Regions from separate parts of the Homo sapiens genome. Here region 1 is linked to region 2. Evidence: read pairs that join two places in POLR2A ChIA-PET (ENCODE). Cell type or tissue: OCI-LY7. All regions are shown on one strand.

Region 1 (2,500 bases), 170 kb after region 2:
GTGCCGCTGTACTCCAACCTGTGTGACAGAGTAAGACTCCATCTTAAATAAATAAATAAATAAATAAATAAATAAATAAAAATATGAGACTCCTGAAACACTATATTGTTATTTGAATTTATTCCTTCACAAATAAGCTATTTATAAAATGACAAATATTGTAATCAGGTTTTATTTGATTAAAGAAAGAAGATAGCTTTAGGCAATGAAGTCCAAATAGAATTCTGGTTTACCATTCACCCGTCACGTTCCATACAGTTGTTAAGTCTGAATAGAATTACGGTTTACCATTCACCCATCATGTTCCATACAGTTGTTAAGTCTAAATAGAATTATGGTTTACCATTCACCCATCACGTTCCATACAGTTTTTAAGTATAAATAGAATTCTGCTTTACCATTCACCCATCACATTCCATACAGTTGTTAAGTCTAAATAGAATTCTGGTTTACCATTCACCTATCACGTTCCAAACAGTTGTTAAACTTTGGCCTGATGATGTCATCACTTGGAATGTTCTTCTCTCATCCAGATACAATGCGTTCAGTTCAACCAATGCTTTGTTCTTAACGTGTTTGTGAGTCTCTGACATCCTTTACTTTAATTTAGAAAGCTTGTGACTACCTGTCTAGGAAAAATCACTTAGGCAGTTGCTCCTGTTTCTTAATAATTAGAAATGTCTTATTAATTTATTAATTTCTGAAGTCCTATGTTAAAATTATGGGGATAAGTTGTTTGTTGGCTGGGAAGGGGCACAAAGAACCTTCTCAGGTGATGGAAACATTCTTTTTTTTTTTTTTTTTTTTTTTGAGACGGAGTCTTGCTCTGTCGCCCAGGCTGGAGTGCAGTGGCGCGATCTCGGCTCACTCCAAGCTCCACCTCTCAGGTTCACGCCATTCTCCTGCCTCAGCCTCCTGAGTAGCTGGGACTGCAGGCACCTGCCACCACGCCTGGCTAACTTTTTGTATTTTTAGTAGAGACGGGGTTTCACTGTGTTAGCCAGGATGGTCTCGATCTCCTGACTTCGTGATCTGCCCACCTCGGCCTCCCAAAGTGCTGGGATTACAGGCGTGAGCCACCGCGCCCGGCCAGAAACGTTCTTAATCACAATCTGGGTGGTGGTTACACCACAAGTAGATATGCAAAAATTCATCTAGTTGTATACTTAAGATTGATATATTCTAGTGTATATACGTTAAATATAGGAAACAGAAATCTAATCTCTAATTTGTAGTAGCTCAGGAAATATAAAAAAATAGATGAACCAAGGCAGTTGAAGGAAACAGTTTTTCTGGAAGCTGTGAGAATGTGTCACAAAGGAAGGCCCAGGCTTCCTGGGTTCTTCGGGCCAAAATTAGGGGAAGTGTTGGTGCCAGTGCCGGTGGCACAAGCTGATTAAAACAGTCATAACAGGAAGAGTCTTACACGATTCTTCGTCTTTGTGGATGTTTCTGTTTCTTCCTGTCTATACCTGATAGGTTTGCTTGGTCATTTTGTTTGTTTTCTTCCGTCTGAATTCCTGTCCTCCATTCCCATGGCATCAGAGTCAAGGCAGTAAGCAGTGTGGAGAGTCAAAGAAGGGGCATTGGAAGAGGGTACTAGGCATTGGTTGTAAATCAGGTATTTATGAGTCTGGGGGGAAACCTCTACATTAACCTGGCAGCCAGCCGCAAGGCTGAGATGGTGCTGTTATAGAAACCACCTAGCAAGGGAAAATTCTGGGTCCTCAATCTTATCATGGAATGTGTAGTGGTGCAGCCAATGAACAGGAATACAGGCCATTCAGGGGAAGAGGAATGCTAATAATCATACCCTAGTGAGGATATGAGGGGAAATAGAAGAGTGGAAATTTTGTCCAGCCTTCTTGACCACAACTGGCTGGTTACCCAAACTTGAGGTTTTACTTGGGACATATAATAGGGCTTCACTTGTACCGTGTAAGCTCCAACTGGACTTGGCACTCTTCCTGGTCCTTCATGGTGGTTTTCTTAAAAAGAATGAGTTACGGGGGAATATTTTCAGTTACATGCTGTACATAAAAGTGCATTACAGAACAACACACACTTCAATAAATAATGAGATGGTCAGGTGCTGTACTGTGTGCCGTACCAGGTGTCATCTAGCTGTAGCAGTTTCCAGCTACGTGCAAGTTGGAACACCATAGAATTTATACAGCAAATATGCATTAACTTATCATTTGAATGTCACGGAAGGTATCATATTTTATCACTGAAATTAACTTAAAAATTGCATGCTCTGAGTAAAATATGTACGTATAGATCACGATGCCTACTTAGAACATGAAATATTGATGTTCATATAATGTTAATATTTGCTTAAATAGTGATTGAGGGCTGTATTTTCTTTTTATGTGATGATCCTGATAGTAATGTTTTGCTACCATTGTATCCAACTTTTTGATTTTCAATTAATTACCTTTGCAAGTGACTATATAATCTTTCTTTGTAAAATCACTTCATTTATATCTCTCCTCTTTCA
Region 2 (2,500 bases):
TTGGCCAGGCTGGTCTCAAACTCCTGACCTCAGGTAACCCACCCGCCTCGGCCTCCCGAAGTGCTGGGATTGCAGGTGTGAGCCACTGTGAGTTTCCCATTTTTGCTGAGTTCAGTATTCAAGCAGGAGATGTGAAACTACTTGGCAAATTGTAAGGTGATATACAGGTATAAGTCATTTTGCCACTTTTTCCATTAGTTTTGGTTGGCCAAGTAGTAGCATTCTGCACATTTTATTTCTGTTGTGAGCTAATGGTCTGAAGTTGAAGTGCAGATCGTCCGAAACTGTATAATTGAGATGTTGATTATATTTGGCTTCACAGAATTCTAAAAAGTAGATTTAACGTATATGTTGTCCTGAACTAAATATAAGCTGGCACTTCATTAACATTTAAGAATTGATAGAAAAGAGACGTAGCTGCAAACCGGGGCTGATCTGCCCAAATGCAGCAGCAATGATTATTTTGCCACCATTTTCTTCTCATCAGTCTCCCATCTCTTGTCATGGCCTTTTTCACTTCTTCCTCTAGCAGTTTCAACTGACTCAGTTACTTTCTCTAGGCCCTGTACTAGGGTAGAGATACTGAAAGAGCTGGTGATACCTGCCTTAAGAAGGGTCAAAAAAAGGCCGGGCATGGTGGCTCATGCCTGTAACCCCAGCACTTTGGGAGGCCAAGGTGGGTGGATCACTTGAGGTCAAGAGTTCGAGACCAGCCTCGCCAACGAAAACCCTGTCTCTACTAAAAATACAAAAATTAGGGCTGGGCACAGTGGCTCACGCCTGTAATTCCAGCACTTTGGGAAGGCCGAGGCAGGCAAATCATGAGGTCAGGAGATCGAGACCATCCTGGCTAACACGGTGAAACCCCGTCTCTACTAAAAATACAAAAAATTAGCCAGGCATGGTGGCAGTCGCCTGTAGTCCCTGCTAGTCGGGAGGCTGAGGCAGGAGAATGGCGTGAACCGAGGAGGTGGAGGTTGCAGTCAGCCGAGATCGCACCACTGCACTCCATCCTGGGCAACAGAGCGAGACTCCATCTCAAAAAAAAAAAAAAAAAAAAAAAAAAAGCACGTTAGATGGGCATGATGGCACCTGCCTGTAATCCCAGCTACTTGGGAGGCTGAGGCAGGAGAATCATTTGAATCTGGGAGGCGGAGGTTGCAGTGAGCTGAGATCACACCACTGCACTCCAGCCTGGGTGACAAAGTGAGACTCCGTCTCAAAAAACAAAACAAAACAAAACAAAAAATGGATAAAAAAAAAAGATGTTGTGGTGGTAAAATTTCAGATAACAGATAGATGGGGCTGGAGAGAGCCAACTGCTGAGCATCTCTAAAACCTTTCTTAGACACCTGTAATTCTAGCTCCTCAGGAGGCTAACTTTATACACAATGACTTAAGATGTCAAGGAAAAATTAGCTTTGATTCAAATATTGTGTATGATCCTCACATTGCAGGTTTTCGGTGACCTGTGGATAATTGAAAGTTGATACATGATTTAAAAATATTTTTTGGGGGGCAACATTTTCTAAAAGGTAAACCTTAGGTATACATTTTGATTTATTACTAACTTGACATTCCAATATTTAAACTTCAAATTTTGAAATACAATAAAGTTACTCCTATTGTAATTTAAAATATCTTGAGATAGCTGCAAAAACCATCTATTTGTTGGTCCTATCAAAGAAATTGATATTATTCAGCTATGAGAGTTATGCTGGAATTATGTTTGTAAAAAATTCCTTCCCACTTTCTTGGCAAGATGCAAGAATGATGGGCTGTAAAATTGAACCGTTAAAATGGCCTTATGCGTGTTTGAACCAACATCTGATTTTGAAGTTACCCAACTGCCTGTTACCAATTTACCTACTTTACTGGGTGTTATGTTTTTGTCAATGGGGGTTATTAAATTTAATACTCTAAGTAAGTGATATAATCCACACTTTTTAGCACACGATGCTATTCTGATAAAAGTCACTTCCAGGTACTTGTAAGTGAAATGCTTTAGCAGGCAAATTCTTCTAAGGGTGTTTCTTTTCCTAATCAATATAAATGTGCTTCTTTATTTTTCTAGGCATTAGGTCCTCTTTTCAGGCTATGAGATATATGTTGTTCAGCTATTATTTGCATGCAAGAGTAGACACCAAAAGTTTCTGATTTCTTAGTAATAAATTAAACCTCTTTGAGCTGTTGAAGTTATTATTGCCCATGTGCAACAGTAAAAAGGAATATTAAGGTATGTTTGGAGTTGTATGTGACAACCAAAATGAGTGATTGAGGTATAAGTCTCAAATCATTGAGGTTTATTGAGCAGGATCGGGAGCTCACCAGGGAAAAATGTGACTTACGGAAGAATCTGTGACTGGTTTTTTCCAAAGAGGTTCATAGGAGGTTTAGTATTTATACATTTTCCTTAAAAAAGAAGGTAGGGTATGGCAATGGGGCAATTGATTATGTACTTGTGAGACTTTAGTTAGATCTACATTTTATGTGAGAGAAA

Evidence for each region. Peaks named below come from ENCODE experiments on the same cell type or tissue, not always from the same donor. Only the 100,000 strongest peaks of a DNase experiment are listed, where the experiment ranks them.
Region 1: POLR2A ChIA-PET joins it to region 2 with 5 read pairs; 2 of 35 experiments call an interaction of 5 or more read pairs at or near these places.

The regions. Positions count from the first base shown.
Region 1 is chr2:33,239,859-33,242,358 of GRCh38, forward strand. All of the region lies in intron 9 of LTBP1 (latent transforming growth factor beta binding protein 1), which reads left to right. Among named protein-coding and RNA genes, the nearest start is that of MIR4430, 180 kb to the right of the region's middle. In OCI-LY7, no CTCF peak of the experiment used is centred here; no DNase peak of the experiment used is centred here.
Region 2 is chr2:33,073,830-33,076,329 of GRCh38, forward strand. The region is part of intron 3 of LTBP1 (latent transforming growth factor beta binding protein 1); the gene reads left to right. Among named protein-coding and RNA genes, the nearest start is that of LTBP1, 130 kb to the left of the region's middle. In OCI-LY7, a CTCF peak has its summit at 1,328; a DNase peak (open chromatin) is centred at 1,337; H3K4me3 peaks cover 347 bases; H3K27ac peaks cover 2,163 bases.